Regions from separate parts of the Mus musculus genome. Here region 1 is linked to region 2. The links are chromatin loops, found by intact Hi-C in ENCODE. Cell type or tissue: heart. All regions are shown on one strand. Links, peaks and the distances in the headings refer to the core of each region. The heading gives the core; the rest is flanking DNA. Region 1 overlaps Sipa1l2 (signal-induced proliferation-associated 1 like 2). Region 2 overlaps Disc1 (disrupted in schizophrenia 1).

What was found. Peaks named below come from ENCODE experiments on the same cell type or tissue, not always from the same donor. Only the 100,000 strongest peaks of a DNase experiment are listed, where the experiment ranks them.
Region 1: a loop joins it to region 2, with 2.1 times the contacts of the local background. A loop is called at or near these places in 1 of 42 quality-filtered maps.

Annotation. Positions count from the first base shown.
Region 1 is chr8:125,453,736-125,462,389 of GRCm38, forward strand. The region is part of intron 10 of Sipa1l2 (signal-induced proliferation-associated 1 like 2); the gene reads right to left. Among named protein-coding and RNA genes, the nearest start is that of 4930566D17Rik, 64 kb to the right of the region's middle. In heart, for the core only: a CTCF peak has its summit at 7,874; a DNase peak (open chromatin) is centred at 7,956; H3K27ac peaks cover 1,717 bases.
Region 2 is chr8:125,161,280-125,169,933 of GRCm38, forward strand. Disc1 (disrupted in schizophrenia 1) reads left to right here. Exons shown (of 13, transcript NM_174854.2): 9 at 3,714-3,902. Among named protein-coding and RNA genes, the nearest start is that of Disc1, 110 kb to the left of the region's middle. In heart, for the core only: CTCF peaks have their summits at 4,703 (motif pointing right) and 6,132 (motif pointing left); a DNase peak (open chromatin) is centred at 4,742; H3K27ac peaks cover 2,690 bases.

The DNA.
Region 1 (8,654 bases), core at 154-8,153, 290 kb after region 2:
AGGCATCCTTCCCTAGATGCTCAAAACCGTTCAGCTGCTGTCTGGCCAACAGTCAGACGGAGATTCTAAAAGATCCAATTGTAGCTTTCTCCTGCCTGCCAACACACCATAGGCTGGTTGGGTTGGGAAGTGCTGCACAGTGGGAGGGACCACGGCCCTTTGGATGCTGTGGGTTATTCTTAGTTGTTTTCAAAGCCCTTCTGTATTCCTCCAACTTCTGCCTACTGTCACGAGATATCAAAGCCCAGAGATGCTGCAACCCTGCTCACTATTAAACGGCAAGGTCATGGCCAGACCCAAGTGCTGCAAATATTGTTCACAGAGCTGGACACGGACACAAGACATTGTTCACCAGGGCCCAGGCATCAGTGTCAACCACCCAACTGGCCATGCTGGCTCAGCAGTCAGCCTCTGAAGGCAGTGCCCTCAGACACTCAACGTGAAAAACTGTCTCCTAGCCACCCTTTAAAAGAGCTGCTCCAAGAACATCCACCCGTTAGCAGATGCCGGAGTAAGGCTTGCCAGTCCCTTTCAGAAACATTGCAGAGGAGCAGCAGGAGCTTAGCAGCCCCCAGGACGCACAGAGGGAACGTCACCAGGACACACAGAGGGAACAACGTTACCATGCCCTGACAGCCCACAGAGGCTCAGTCAGAGATGCCAGCATGACCCACCGACACAGTGAATGCAGAGTCCATGAGAAGTTCAACGCTAGGCCCTGAGGTCCAGCAGGCAGGGAGCAAACAGAGGGTCCTAGAAAGCAGGGCTCTTCAGTGCTCTGCAGAAAGACAGGTACTTAGGCCAGTGACACTGAGTAGGTAGGAAGTGGAGAAAGATGAGACTTAGCCTCACAGTTCTTTCTGTAAGTTCAGCCTGTCCCCAAAGACTGAACAAGGACCACTCCCACCATAAAGGCAATGGATGTCTCAGTCCTTATAGTGAAGCTCCCTGAGCAGCCAAGGCTCTGATACTGACAGACATTATAACTAGATCTTAAAGTCTAGAAAAAATATCTAGCCAGTCAGTAGAATGGCAAACTGAGGTACTCTTCCGAAGAACTTAGAGACAAAACACCCATCTTTCACCAAAAAGAAGGGTGTGTGTGTTAAGGTAGAAAATTAATAAGAAACACTACCAAAATATCAGAACCAGAAGACATGAAAACCAGATTTGAAGGCCCACAGGGCACGAAGCACAGACAGACAAACAGCCACCTACATACACCCTGTGCAATCAGATCCCGGGTCAAAGGCATGATCTGGACATGGCAGGAGACCGGGGTGGAGGGCCGGCCGGAGCGCTGCTCTCTGCAGCCATGCTGGAAGGTTTCTGATTAAAATAATTCCCAATGGCTCCAACCATGAAGAGAGAACCGGCCAACAGAGCAGTCTGGTTTGTATCTCACAACCCTGAGGATGCGTCAGTGCCGCCCTTGGGGAGCAGCAGGAGAAAAGCCTCCATGAGACAGGCACAGGCTGTCTTCAGAGGAGGCTCTGACCACCACACACCCCATTCCTCACCTTCTAACTTCATTCCCTTCCACCAAAGCCAAACTTGCTTCATAAGCTAGCCTATATTTCTCTGGATTTTCTGAGTTTGACAGTCAATATTTAAGTTGAGATTTGCCTGGATTGTGATGTTTTATTGCAAACGGAATTTGAGGAAACATTTACCAAAGAGCTTAAGTTCATGAGTATTCTGCTCTGTATCCAGATTCAACACCCGCTGGGACCGCAGATTCATCCACACGGCCAGTGATCTAACTGGAAGTCACGAAATGGGACATTACAGTAGGAGGGCCACACCTGTGTCTGCTGTCACTTCCAGAGAGCGGTCCCCCGGTGCAGGGGAGCCCAGGCTGTGCGTCTCTAGTCTCTAAGGCTCTGCCCACACTTCTAAGGCCTGCGCTTGCAAAGGGAGGGCGGATGGCTGAGACTAGGGTGCTCTACTTAATTCACACCTGTGGACTCTAGCTGCCAACAGCACACCTCAATTTAACTTGAATCTCGGAAGAAAGAACTTACATAAATGCGCACTCACACCTCGTATTTGAGGGGAGTGTTGTGCATAAGGCAGAGTGAGGAACAGCAGAACTAAGTCTCTCCAAACATCTCAAAGTCCTATGCAAGAGGCTTTTTCAAATGCAAAAGGGAGGGAGGGAGGGAGGGAGGGAGGGAGGGAGGGAGGGAGGGATAGATGTACAGTCTTCTGCCACAAGAGCTACCTGTTCTCTCAGGCTGCAAATGAAGCTCAGTCACTGAGGTGCTCACACTGTGCAAGCATAGGAGCCAAGTTCAATCCCTTAAACCTACCCCAAATCCCGGAGGTGGCACGAATTTGAGGTCTCAATGCAGGGGAGGTGGAGACCTGTGACCCCAAGGCTGACTAACCAGCTACTCTAGCAAATCACAGCAGGTTCCCTGACAGACGCTGACTCAAAAAACAGGGCAAAGAACACTGCGGGAGAGACCTGATGTTGACCTCTGGTTTCTACACACGTGTGCATCCACATTTACATGTTTACTGGCACGCATGTGAACACATACATGTGCACACACATGTAACTGCTATTAAGTGACACTTTCATAGCACTAACTCTAATGAGCAAGACTTTTCTTGACTCCCGTGACTAATATGTCAAACTACATAGACTGTAATGGAAGTTACCAGACCTGCTCAACCTTACCTCTGTTCCACAGGTCCAAGGGAATCGTCAGAGAATGCATATACAGAAGAATTGCAGGGTAGCCCTCAGAGACCCCTGTGCAGAGGCGGACCTGCCTGAGCCTTGACTTCACCATCCCTGCTTGGTTTGGATGTGAACCACCCACGTAAGTTTGTGTGTTTGAACACGCAGTCTCCAGGTGATGGTGTTGTTTTGGGCAGTGAGGCCTAATAGGAGGAAATGGATCTCTGGTAGACAGGCCTTGAGGTTAAGGCCCAGACTCCACTTCCTGCCTGCCTCTGCTTCTATTCTGAGATGTGAGGAGTCCTAGAGTGCTCCTGCTGTAACTCCTCAGACCGAGAGCCAAGGCAACCCCTCCTCCCTTAAGCTGCACTGATCAGGTGTTCTGCCATAGAGACAGAAAGCAGAGCTTACGTGGCTCTCACAGTGGACTCTGGGGACATCCTGGGACCCTGGATAACTACTCTTAGACTACTGCAGATGGCCCAAACATGTCAGAAAGACCTGTCAGAAAATGACATTTGTTAAGGGGTGGGAGGAGCTCTACTACTCTTATGTGTAAGTGAAACCTCTGTCAGGCAAAGACACATTTGTTCAGACAGCTCCAGTACACAGTGGCTTCCTTTCCACCCAGAGGACCGAGTCACCGTGCAGGAGCACACTGCCAGCATTAGACACATCGTGAGCTTTCTTGTCAGTGAGAAGCTAAAACACGTTGGTGTAGGCCGTGGAAGTGATCACTAGTTTATCAGCACACCAATTTCCTCTTTGCTCCACAACACTCACAGACATCATCAACTTCAGGATTCAATTTCTAGCCTAGGTAGAGATCAATAGAAATCTAGCTTCTAGGTTAAAAATAAAGTTGATTTTAACATCTCCCCTCTCTCCAGTGACTTCTCTGGCTGTAATCTCTTCACCACATAACCTGAGAGCGAATGCGTTGCAGGCCAGGGTCACCAGTGATGCACTGGATAGAGTAGGAGTCTGCAGGGGGCTGAGAGTTGCTTGGACTGAAACTTTAGAGCACCCTATATTTTGGTGCTGTACCCTGAAAAGCAATTCTGACCTCTGAACTCAGCACGAGGACTTTGGGATAGTTTCAGCCTGTACGGAGTGCCTGTTGACTCTCCTGCTCCCTAACACTGGGCTCCCATCTCCCATGTGTTTTTCCTCACTATTGACAAAATACCTGAACAAAGCAATCCCCAGAAGCTTCTAGGTTTGTCTCCCAGGTAACTCCACATTCTGTCGAATTGGCAATGTTAACGTTACCCTATAGAAGACTTCTTGGCTCTACTGTGACCCCCACTTCCTAGCTTTGTACCACATCTAACAAAGAGGTAATGTCTACTGCCAATCATGGGTGACAAACACCTACACCAACTGCCCATGCACAGCATGACTTCAGAGATTCAGGAAGGCCTCTGTATCACCTGCACAGGCCTTCTTACAGCACCCCTTCTTCCTAGCAGAGTCTGTTTGCCCTCCATAATAAAAGCACTTGAAACAGAGTCATCTCTGGCCAAGCTGGACTCTTGGATCTGAAGTAGGGTCCCTTTATCCACAGCTTCTCTCAAGATGGCCATCCTGGACCAGTTAGGTGCTAGAGTCTCTTCTATTCCTAGTTAGACACTCAGCACCCATCAAACTTCCCACTGAAGAGTGAATTTGGACTTGGGCCTAAAATTCTCACCTGCTAGTATGTGATGTTGACAATTACTTTAGACTCTGAAACTATCATAGCGTCAGAAAGCAGTCTAGACTGGATCATACAAAACATAAAGACTCTTGATATGCCAGCAGAACTCTGTGGACAGAAGTCTTCTGAAGGAAGCCTGCACTGGGCAGCAAGCAAGAAGCATAAAGAAGATGGATCTGGGGTACAGGTACATAAGAGCCACTGCCTCAGAATGCAGCACAGCACTTCACAGATAGGCAACCTTGCTTTCGGTTTCTACAAAACAGAGGAAACCGCAAAGGCCTTATAAAGTTCTTGACCATGAGAGTTTCTAAGTTTATAGGGTTCTGGGATTTACACACACACACACACACACACACACACACTTTTTTCTTTTTCTTTTTTCCTGGAGGTTGGAGAGACGGCTCAGTGGTTAAAGATGCCTGCTGTGCAAACCTGGAGGTCTGAGTTTGAGCCCTGAAAGCCAAGTAAAGGTTTCAAAGCCAGCTCCACATGCACGATATCATGTATGGCTACATCACACACACACACACACACACACACACACACACACACACACACACAAGCATACATAAATAAATATGAATTGAACAACTGTGTTGAGCTGTAGTAGCTGTAGCCTATGATCAGATATTTGATGGTGACACCTGACCACATGGGTATTGTCACCACTTAGTTAATTGTTCACAGGTGCTCCTGGGAACCCAGTGCCTCACCTCATGCAGCACATATCACATATTCTGTGTGTCATGTGCGGTTGTGAGGGACCAAGGAAGTCACCATTTCTCAGAGTTTTCTCAGAAAACTCAAGAGCAGAAAAAAATGTTTTCTGCATTGTAACACTTGTATGTGATACAACGGTTCCTGGTATCTACAGATAACGAAAGGTTATCTAAGAAGGCCACACCTAGTTGTCCACCATCTAGGCCACAGGTAACCAACCTGGCTGGCATGGGATGGCTGCCATGTTGCCCCTGCACTCCTGTTATCGAGCAGTAACAGCATCTATGTAAACTGTAAGATGGAACTGGCCAACAGGAGGGTGATGGTCTTACAAACTGCTGCACAATCTTTGTTATCAGGGAAAGGGGTACTGCTTCAGTTAACAAATCACTCACAAGAAAAACTGTGTAATAACACCGGGCAGACTAAAGGGACCCAACAGAGTGGAGACGAGGCTGACTTGTCAACAATGCAAGTGATTGGCAATTTCTGCCATTGAGTTGTTGGGAATTCTAGTGGAATGAATTGAACCAACCAACAGACAACTGCATGGATGGACAAGTGAACAGAGAATTAAGGAATAAACAAATGGATGCCAGAGAAAGAGAATGAGAGAGTGATGAAAACACGCAACCCGGCAATGGCTCTGGGATTATGGGCTTACCACGCTTAGAGCGCAGGTAATCACTGCACTGGCAGGCATGGCAGGCATGGCAGGACTGAGCATGTGTCAGGTGGCTGGGTGGCCGCTAGAGCTTCAAGTCCTGAACAGTTTCAACATTTCACACCAGGACTCATTAGAGGGTTGGTAAGACAGGAATAGATACAATAGCCATTTTACTATCTATACAAATAAAACAAATTAGAACTGTAATCTAAAATCTCATTTGAGTCCTCTCTCTCTCTCTCTCTCTCTTTCTCTCTCTCTCGTGTGTGTGTGTGTGTGTGTGTGTGTGTGTGTGCGCGCACACACACACACACACACACACACACACACACAAGCTGTTAAAACAGAATTTTCTTCCTGTTTCTCATTTCCCATTCTTCCCTCTTCCTGTACTTCAGGGAGTCAGGCGACAGACAAAGGCATGGTGCACGAAGCTTTAATTTTATAGAACACTGTGAGAACAATCAGTTTGGCTCTAGATAACCCATGGAAATCTCTGCTGCCCTGTGTCACATGGAAATGTGGACCCTTGTCAACAAAGCACAAAGAATCACAGGAGCCAGATGTACAGCCTGGAGTTTCATTTCCATTTTTATTGGACATATTTACTAAATTCGCAATGTGTGGCAAGTCATGCATGGCTCTGGAGAGTCATTACTTCTCAGACAGCGGCCTTTGAAGGATGCCTTTCCCCTAAAATGTCACTGACTGAATGCGAGGGTTAGGGGTGGGGCCTGATCTTTGAAAAACAGAAAAAGATCTTTAAATAGAACAAAACCAAAACCCAACAACTTTGTGTGTGTAAATGTGGGTGGGTGGATGCATGTGGGCCACGGTGCCCATATGAAAGTCACAGGACAACCCTGGGTGTCTATTCTCACGGTCCACCTTGAAACGGGGGTCGCTGATGCACAGCAGACTGGCAGGCCCTGAACTTCTGGGGCTTCCTAGCTCTGCCTCCCGTCTTGCCAGAGGAACGCTGGGCTTCCAACCTCCCAGGGCTGCTCTCCTGTGGGCCTAGGGATCTAAACTCAGGTCTGCATACTTCCTGGCAAGCCCTGCACCTACTTAGTAATCTCAGTCAGAAAGACCTTAATCAGGCAGCCCAGGGAGTGGCAGCACTTCCGGCCCAGTAGCCAGAATGAGCCCATTCCTCAGCTCATTTCCATTTGAAGAGTCATCCCCGGTGCTCCGGGTCGCTCCCGAGATGGGCTAGAATTTACTCAAGGGTCCTGGCCCAGCAGGAGATTCCTTAATGAGCTTCCCCCACCAACTCCATCAAGAAACCAAAAGTGGCCCTGGTTTCTTTCAACTGGGAGCAGGGTGGAGGCAGGCAGCTGGACTGTCCTTGAGGCTCAGAAATGACTTCAGAGCAGGCGTGGCTTTTGATTCACACAAACACACCAGCTCCACACAAGACTTCAGTCAACTCTGTAGTGAAGGGTGGAACCAGGCAGGCATCACTGACCTGAGGACAGCCAGAAGTGCCCATTAACCTGAAGGCCCCTCAGGCTGCAGGAGGAAGCAGATGGGTTCTCAAATTATTTCTCACTGATATCCTGTAAGAGTATTACTGAGCTAATCTATCTATCTATCAATCAACCTATCTATCTATCTATGAATGAATGAGGCACTTTCTCATTCAGAGAGGCACAGCACTGAGGTAAGATTCCTTATAATTAGCTAGTTTTGCCGTGTCTGTCACCCTCATAGAACTTGCACAGAGGCCCACTACATAGTAAAAAATCACACAGATGTGTGCACATGCACATAACTGCTCATTTAACTCCTTTCCTTCCTGACAGGCTCTAAGAGCCAATTTATGAAAGAAGATGGAGGTAATTTTCCACACCACAAATCAAATGTGATGTCAGAGCCTCAGGCAAATCCTGTATCCTTAACTATAGGACCATGAAACCAATGTAAGCTGCCCTTAAAGAGAGTTTTCAGTTTTATTTAAAAGGTTTATTATTTATTGGTGTGCATGTGCATGCATACGTAAGCTGGGAAAGCAGCTTGGTACTTGCCTAGCATTCCTGAGGCCTCTAGCAACATGCACACAGGAGCATGTGTGAGACACATACATGAACTCCCTCTTTCTAACATAACAGAGTACTACAGGGCCTGACTGTACTGGGGCATGGCTGGGACACCCAGAGCAGCACTTCCTGCATAGCTAAGAGCTGGTGTGACAGGGCTGCAGGCAGAGGACTTCTGACTACAGCACATACCATTCTCAGGGCCCATCCCCATCAGAAGTGAAAGTGAATCAGGAAGAATGAAAACACTAACTTTAAAAAAGCTCAATGGAGAGTCCTGCTTGATGTGTGCTGGGTTGGTTCCTTCCCCAGAGGTGAGAACAGAGAGAGGGCAGCTGAGCAATGTAAGGAGAAGACTGTGTGCTCTGGGAAGGGCATCAACAAAGGCGAAGTCTCTGAATAAATATCCTGGCTATTTTCAATTGCACTTAAAACAAAGAATTAATTATAGGCAGATCCAGGCAGATAAGAAAGCCTCTTTGGAGGAAAAACATGCTCTTGAGGAAAAGACAGCAGCAAAAACATCCACTCTGTAGTTTTGTTTATTTGTTTTAGCTGAAAAACAATTCAATATTCCTTAGGAAATTCTATTCTTTGAAATCATGTGCTCAAAATACCAGGCATAATGAGAATGTTACTATTTTTATTATCTAACGTTCTTAAAAGCTTCTAGAGTTTCTTACAGAGCAACAGCAGACCAAACCTATATCAGGTCTGGAAACGTTTTCACTCATCTCTGCAGTTGTCTTGTCTCCAGGAGAAACTGAAGACCTGACCCTTGCTGACAGAGGAGGCACACATCTGTATTCCCACCACAGATGCCCTTAAAAGTTGCTG
Region 2 (8,654 bases), core at 379-8,378:
ATTTCCAGTATATGTGTGTGTGTTGCCTACATGTATGTTTGTGAACCGCATGTGTGCCTGTAGAGGCACAAAGAGAGTGTCCAATCCCCTGGAACTGGAGTTACAAATGGCTGTGAGCCACCATGTGGGTGCTGGGACTTGAACCTTGGTCCTCTGTAAGAACAGAAAGGGCTTATCCATTGAGCAGTGTTTCCAGTGCCTGCCCTCCCTCCCTCCCTCCCTCCCTCCCTCCCTCCCTCCCTCCCTCCCTCCCTCCCTCCCTCCCTCCCTCCCTCCCTTCCTCCCTCCCTCCCTTGGTGAACCAGTCAGTGAGTTTCCCTAGGATTGCTCTCTGAGGCTGGAGTAAGGTCACTAGGAGCTGCCAAATGTAAGTGCTTGGGATGATGTCTTCAGTCCTCTGGGGACACCCCTAAATGGAGACTTGTGGGACCAAGTGTGGAGTGGGTTTAACTTTAGTACAAGCTGGCCGAAGTGTTCTCTGTGGGGTTCACCGCTTTGCGTTTCGAGGGTTCAGGGAGTTGTACCTGCTTGCCAGCCTTGGTTCAGCCTCAGTTTAGCTGCTTGGTGCCATTTGAATGGGTTGATGTGCCTCTGCCACTTCTGGGCTTTTGTTTACACTCCCAGTGACTGATATTGTCTAACACATTTTCAAATGTGTGTCGTCCATCTGCATACGGCCCTTTGTAAAAGGCCTGGGAGCCTTTGTTCCTGTTTAATGCTGTTATTTCTGTTAATTGTTGAGTTGTAAAATTGTATCCTTTGTCAGTTGTCTGTAGGAGATGATCTGTCCCAGCTTGATTTTTCTTCCCTCTCCCCCTCCCCTCTCTAATCTGTCTCCCTCCTCCTCTCTCCCTTCCCCTCCCCCTTGATTCCCCTTCCCCTCTCCCCTCTTCACACTCTCCCCCTCTCCCCTCCCTCTGCCCCTCTCCTCTCTCCCTTCCCCTCCCCCTTGATTCCCCTTCCCCTCTCCCCTCTTCACACTCTCCCCCTCTCCCCTCCCTCTGCCCCTCTCCTCTCTCCCTTCCCCTCCCCCTTCATTCCCCTTCCCCTCTCCCCTCTTCACACTCTCCCCCTCTCCCCCTCTCCCCTCCCTCTGCCCCTCTCCTCTCTCCCTTCCCCTTCCCCTTCATTCCCCTTCCCCTCTCCCCTCTTCAGCCTCTCACCCTCTCCCCTCCCTCTGTCCCTCTCCTCTCCTCTCTCCCATCTCTCTCCTCTTCTCTCCTCCCTCCCCTCATCCCTTTCTCCCTTCCCCTCTCTCCCTCCCCCTTACCTACCCTTCCCCTTTATTCTCATTTTGTCTTTTTAAAATTTCTTTACTTTTGACAATCTTATGTAGTCTAGGTTGACTGAAAACTTGCTGTGTAGACAAAACTGGCCTTGAACTCCTGATCTTCCTGCCTCTAGCTTCCAAGAGCTGGGATTGCAGGTGCCTGGTGTCCAGCTTCTCTGCCTATCCTCTTTTGATGAGCAGAAAGAAGCTTGTCACCGGATGAAGCTCATTCATCAGGGGTTTTCTTTGATTGTCCTGCTCTGTCTTCCGCAGGGCTCAGCCTGTTCCAGAGCCAGTTCACTTTGCTTCCTTATCCTGCTTGTAGCTTCCTAGTTCTAACTTTGTATCAGCCCTGAGGTGATTTGTGTGTGGTCCAAAGTGTAGCTCAGGCTTCCCACTGTGCCTTCATAGATAACCAGTTGCTTTGGCAACCTCCCTTGCCCATTGCTTTGCACTCCGTTAGCTCTTGGAGGACATGCCCACTTTCTGGACTTCTGTTGCAGTCCATTGGCCAGCATGCCTATCTGCTTTCAGATGACTCTGTCTTGATTTATGGAAGCAATTGCTGGGGGGTCTTAAATGCAGACTGTTTGACGGCTCTGGCTTGTCTAGGTTTTCACATTTTCTTTTACATTTTTAGGATGTGCCCATTCACTTCTACCGAAAGACCTCATAAAATTTTGATAGGAATTGTATTAAATCTATGCATCAATCTGGAACAAATTGAAACCCTAGGAGTACCAGGTTTTCCAGTGGACATTTATAGTTTATCTCCACAATTATTTAAGCCTTATTTCCTCTCAGTGTGTTTTCGAAAACAGTTTCCAGTTCTGCCTAAGGTCCTTTAAACTCACCCCTACATACTTTTTAGTCCTAAGATATGTTGTAAACTATATTTCAGAGAAATTGTCTCATCGTGGCCTGCTGCTGCTGTTTAGACACACGACCGATTCTCATACCTGACCTCGCTACTCTTTGCTCTAGGTATATTTTATTCAGGGTTTTATGGCTTTTCTTTCTTACACCCCCAGCCACCTGTGGTTCCCGAGGCCACCTGCAATTCAGGTGTTATTACGATCGTATTTCACAACACGTTTATGCCAAACTTGCTCATTTATTCTCCTGTTGTTTTAGTTAGAGTCTCTGTAGCTGAGATAAGAACACTGGCCAAAAGTGACTCAGGGAGGAAAGGTCACAGACCATTACTGAAGGGAGTCAGTCACAGCAGGAGCTCCAGCAGGAACATGGAGGCAGGAATCGAAGCAGGGACCACAGAGGAATACTGCTCACTGCCTTGCTTTCAGGGCCTTGCTGTGTTATTGGCCCGGTACGACAGACCTGTCCAGGCATGGCACCACCAGGAGTGAGCTGGGTCGTCCTACATCAATTAACAAAGAACAAAATTCCTGAAGGCGTACCTACAGGCTGATCTGATGGAGTTAATGTCTCAATTGAGGTCCCCCCTTCTCAGCTATGTTAGGATTAGCCATCAAGCGCTGGAGGGATGGCTCAGCGGTTAAGAGCACTTCTGAAGGTCTGGAGTTCAAATTCCAACAACCACATGGTGACTCACAACCACCCGTCATGAGATATGACACCCACTTCTGGTGTGTCTGAAAACAGCTACAGTGTGCTTACATATAATAAATAAATCCTTGGGCCAGAGAGAGCGGGGCTAGAGTGAGCAGAGGTTCTGAGTTTAATTCCCAGCAACTACATGATGGCTCACAACCATCTGTACAGCTACAGTATACTCATATACTTAAAATAAATAAATAAATCTTTAAAAAAAGATTAGCTATCAAATATGTTTCAAATTTTGATAAGGGGGAGGGTTTAATTTATCTGCAGTCTAACTACCAGGCCAGTGCCTTTCCACCGTGCTTGCTGTGTCTGTCCTTGGACATTTGGGTATTGGGTGCAGTGATACCTGGGACTTTCTCTGGACATCTCTGTATTATTCTCAGAGGCATCCTTTCCAGGTGTACCCAACCTCTTGGTGATGCAGCAGGATACCGTTGTCTCCAGTGTTCACACACGAGAATCTCACAATTCATTTACAGAAAATACCAGCATGTTTGGGGAGGCACCGAAGAGACTCTCCCGCCCCACCGGAGGTGGTCTGATAGGCGAGGGCTGCTGAGGGAGGGAGAGTCATTCTCCTCTGGGGACATGGCTGCTGGCAGGTTGCTCATGGCCTGATGGATGGCCTCCACACCCATGCACATACGGACGGCACTAATCAGGGGTTATTAATAATAAAAAGACATGAAGTTGGGAGGAAGACACGGTGTAGGTACTAGAGGGAGGTCCACAGATATCGCGGTGGACACATAGCGATCAATACGCATTATATAAATGCATGGAACTTTCAAAGAATGCAAATATTATTAAAAAGCTCACACACGAAACCTTCCCTCCTCTCTCCCCCACTGTGTTGCAGGAAGCTGCTTCTCCACAGCCAAGGAGCTCACGGAGGAGATTTGGGCCTTGTCGTCAGAGCGGGAAGGGCTAGAGATGTTCCTGGGCAGGCTGTTGGCACTCAGCTCCAGGAACAGCAGAAGGCTGGGCATCGTCAAAGAGGATCACCTCAGGTGCAGGCAGGACCTGGCACTCCAGGACGCCGCCCACAGTGAGTAGCCCCCAGCCAAAGCCTCAGGGCAATGTAGTGCTGATATTATTGGATCCTGTGGCTAGATCACCTTGCTGTGACAGTGGCAGAGAGCACCCAGACAGTTCATGGGGGACATTGTTGGCATGAGCCTTGGGTAACGGGGTAGGGTCACCTGTTAGCTTTTACTTTGCCTTTCTCTGACTTTTTCTGCTCTGCATTTGTTGGTTCATGCCATGGGCTGTGTAGCTTGCACCCCCGGGCACACATCCTGAGCTAGAGGTTTTCCCTTGGTTCAGTCTTCCAGGATGCAGGCCACAGGCCGACAACGGGGGACTGAGAAGGGACCAGGGGGTGACTCTTCTGTCGGGGTGTCCTCTGAGGGTTGATTCTTTCCTCAGGAGAAGGACACGGGTGACATTGGCACTGGCCTACAGAAGGGCCAAAATGCTATTTGCCCTGTGTTCCACTTAACAGACACCACCTGCATATTCCACACATCCACGTCAGGGAAGACCAGTGTTCAAAGTCCAAACAAGGAACCACACCTCCAGCTGTCAGGGCTAGGCCTGCCACTCTGGGAGGAGCAGCCCAGGTTTTAGAGTTCTCCTGAACGGTGTGAGCTGTTGTTCCCTCCCTGTTTGAATCAGATGGCCAGTGATCATGGTTTCTCTTGCTAATGAAGCCCCATCTGGCTCAACAGCTCAGAGCCTAGCATTATTTCCCTTAACTCTTTAAATTTTCCTTATGAAGTATTTAATTTTTTATTTTAAGTTATGTATGGGGGTGGGGTTGTGCATGTTAGTGTAGTACCTGAGGAAGCCAGAAGAGGGTGCCAGATGACCCTGGAGCCGGTGATACAATTACCATGTGGGAGTTAGAAACAGGACTCATGGTTCTCTGTAAGAGCAGCTCCAGTTTTAACCACAGAGCCCCACTCACTCCCGGGCCCCTCCTCCCTCTTTTAGTATAAAATAGAGTTTGTTTGGGGGCATGGGGAGGGGGGGTGAGCAGGGAATAGAGGCTGAGAAAGAGGAGAAAGAGGGGACAGAGGACAGGGACACAGGGTGGGGTGGGATAGGGAGGAGAATTAGGGGCTGGCCAGGGACACTTGGAGAGCGGGACGAGGGGGAAGGGAAGAGAGGGAGAAAGAGATCAGAGAGAGCAAAGGGAGTCAGAGAGAGGAAAGGGTCAGAGAGTCTCTCTCTTTTTTGCGTGTTATTTTTGCGTTGGTCACGCAGAGGTCAGAGGGCAACCTTCAGGAGTCACTTCTCAGTCCACCTTTACTCGGCTCACGGAGCTTGCATGGGTTTCTGCCCACTGAACTACCTTCTCTTTCTCTTTAAGTTTTTCAAGACAGGGTTTCTCTGTAGCCCTGGCTGTCCTGGAATTCACTCTGTAGACCAAGCTGGCCTTGAACTCAGAGATCTGCCTGCCTCTGCCTCCCAAGTGCTGGGATTAAAGGCATGGGCCACCACTGCCCAGCCATCCCTCTCTCTCTTACAGGCCAAATCTTTTATTTATTCATTTGTTTGTTTTGCCACATGCAGCCCAAGGCTGTGTGTGGAGCACGCACAGTGAGGGGGGAGCTCCAGGGTCCCAGGCCCTGCAGGCTGGCTCATTTCGTCATGACTGACCGGAGCACGGTAGAGCTCCAGCAGACTTTTGTAGTCGATTTTTTTTAAGTCTTATGAATAAGAAAAACCAAAATGTTTCACAGTGTAAGCACTCAGTTTTTACACAAAACGGGGGAATGGATTCTATGGAAGAATCAAGGAGATGTAAACAGATTTGAGCAAATCTAACCCAACGATGTTTTCATTTGAATGGTGCGTGAGCCCTTAAAGCCATTAATATCTTTATATAAAAAAAAAGCGCTGTGCAGTATTTGTGAATCTCATCATTGTTACTTCACTAAATACTTTCAAGATGATGAATAAAACATAAACAAGCGGAACGGGAGATTGTTACAGGAGACGACTGAACTGCAGATGGCTCGCGCTGGGGAATCTTTGTGCTCCGTTCATGATAGTATTATGCTGGGTCAGCCACCCTCTCCCTGTGGGTTTGCTCGCCTGTGTCTGAGGCTGAGGAGGTGTGGCTTTAGATCACTCAAATGAACCATCCAAGAGTTGGTAAGAAGAAATAAAAAATGTATTTCAGGGACCAGGGGATAGTTTAATGGGGAAGAGCAAGCATTCTTGCAGAGGACCCATGCTTGCTCCTCAGTTCTCATGGAGTGACACCCCCTTCTGACCTCTACAGGTAATGCACTCACATGTACATGCATACAGAGGCATATGTGCATCCACGTAATTAAAACTAAAAGAAAACAAATTCCTGTGTGAATTAAAGCTTCCACGGATTGGAATGTAATAAAACCGAGTCATAGTCTGGGTTCAGCTGCTTTTGGATCTTGGGAAACAGCAACTCAGAAGGAACGCTGTGTCCAAGGTCAAATGTAGCTCAAGCGAGCAGGAAAGGCAGGTCTGGGTCTGCGTGGGCACAGTGCTCCATAATCTTTTCAGTCTTAAGCCAAATACCTGTTTCTTAGGTTTTAAAATGGAAAAACGAAAACAAAAAGACCAACAATCATGTGAGCGATTTGGGGGAGAGGGTTATACACACCCTGAATGCAGTGCCCCCAGAAGCTAGAAGAGGGCATTGGATCCCCTGGGACTGAAGTTCCAGGCACTGTGAGCCACCAGGTATGGGTACTGAGAACAGAACTCAGGCCTTTTGTAAAAGCAGTACATGTATTTGATTGCTGAACCATCTATGCAGCCTATAGATAAAATATCTTAAGGGGAAACTAGGAAACGAGCAACATCTGAGTTTAGGTTTGCACGCCCACGTGAGTGGGGGTCAGGGTCAGAGGTCAACCTTGGTTGCCGTTTCTCAGGCACCCTCAACTTTGTTTTAAGATCTTCCCTAACCTGGGATTTACCTATTTGGTTAGACTGGTTGACCAGAAGCCTCGGGGATCCTTCTGTCTCTGCCTCCACTGGGATTACAAGTGTCTCATCTCACCCGGCTTCTTATGTGGGCTCTGGGGATTGAACTCGGGCCCTTGTGCTTACCACTAAGCTATATCTGTACCCCAATATAAAACATTTTTAAAATGTGATTTCTAACAGTGGCTGGAGAAAGCCGTGTCGGGATGGACAAGCAGCTCTTAGGCTCAGGGATGTGAGCCCTCTTGTTCTTCCTAGCTTCTTTATTAGGTGACGTCAGATCCTGCCAGGACATTGCTGTCCATTCACCGCTCCCTCTAGGGTTCTGCATGTGACTTCCTATTATCATTGTTGTTCTGAACTTGACCTTGGTACATGAGGACAGTCAGCTGCAAAGGTAACAGGAGCTGCCCTTACCCTGGACAGCTGAGTACCTCTTGAAGTTCTAGGATTCTCTTTCTGTAGAAGAAGGAAACCTTTTCTTGTTTAAGGACCAATTAGCAGTATTGTTCATACGAAGGGCTCTTACTGGTAGGAAGCAACATTGACAGTCACCAGAGATGGACCAGCCTGTCTCACTGAGGAGATGTCCTTGTGCCTTCTGTCCCTGGCTAGCTTGTACATTCACTGAGAGCTGAAATGCTGCCTGAGTCTTATTGGGGTATCCCAGGATCCAGCATGGTGGCCTTGGGCCACCAGCCCGTGTTCATTTTGGGGGGCAGGAGAGTGATGTAAAGTGTTTTTTCTTCCTTGGTTTGGACTGTGGGTACAGACCTCAGATCTCCTTGAGAATGGTGACAAGGGGGACTTTCCTGAAGATGATAGAGTGATCCCCTTTGGATAGTTATTGGTTTGCTTTGTCTTTGAGGCAAGGTCTCCTGTAGTTAAGGCTGGTCTTGAACCCCATGTATAGTTGAGGGTGATCTTGAATTCCTGATCTTTCTGCATCCACCTCCTTAGGGATCATATTAGGGTCCTGCAGTTCCTAATACCTAGTTTGTGCTGTACTAGAATTGACCATTGGGTTTTGTGTACAGTGGACAAACACTCTGCCAGCTGAGCCGCCTCAGCCCTGAGTTGGATGTTCAGACTGGGGTGATGGGAAAGGCGCAGAAACACAACAGTCTCAAGGGCAAAGGGCAACACTCATGGCTGCTGCCTTTAACTCCATAGGCTTCTGTTATGGTGACACTCCTGTGAGGAGGAGAGGAGAAAAGACTTTAGTTTGGAGACTTCAAGTCACACACTTGAATTCTGAGGAATGCTTAGTAGAATGGAGCAAAATGAAAAAGTGGCCTCCGTGCCCCTGAACCAGCAGCCTTTATTTAATGTGCATTGAATTTTTTTTAAAACTGAGGTAGAAAAAAAAAATCAGTAACCAATTTTAGGTTTTGTTTTGTTTTCTAGAAAAAAAAAAAAAGAACCTTAAGATTTATACAGCTGTTTCTCCATCTCCTGTGTATGACTTGATAATCTGTATTGTACTTTATTAACACTGTTGATTTCATACTAGAACTCAGATATAAAGGAACCAATGTGGAGGGAAGCGATTTCATCACAGAGTAATCAGGCTAGAATTTAAATAGGACATCATTAGCATGGTAATGCGTTTCTCTAGTTCAGCAGGCTGCCTGAGTAGATCTGGGTTTACAGCTGGTGAGCCTTCAGGGCTCCCTGTTGGGAATCAAGCCATTTCCAGGGAGAAGGCCAAAGGGTAGGATTTCATATTTCTGGGAAATATGAACTAAATGGAGATCTTGTCCATATGGACATCTGATCAACCCCAAACCATCAGTAGACAACAGTCAAGTCACTGCTC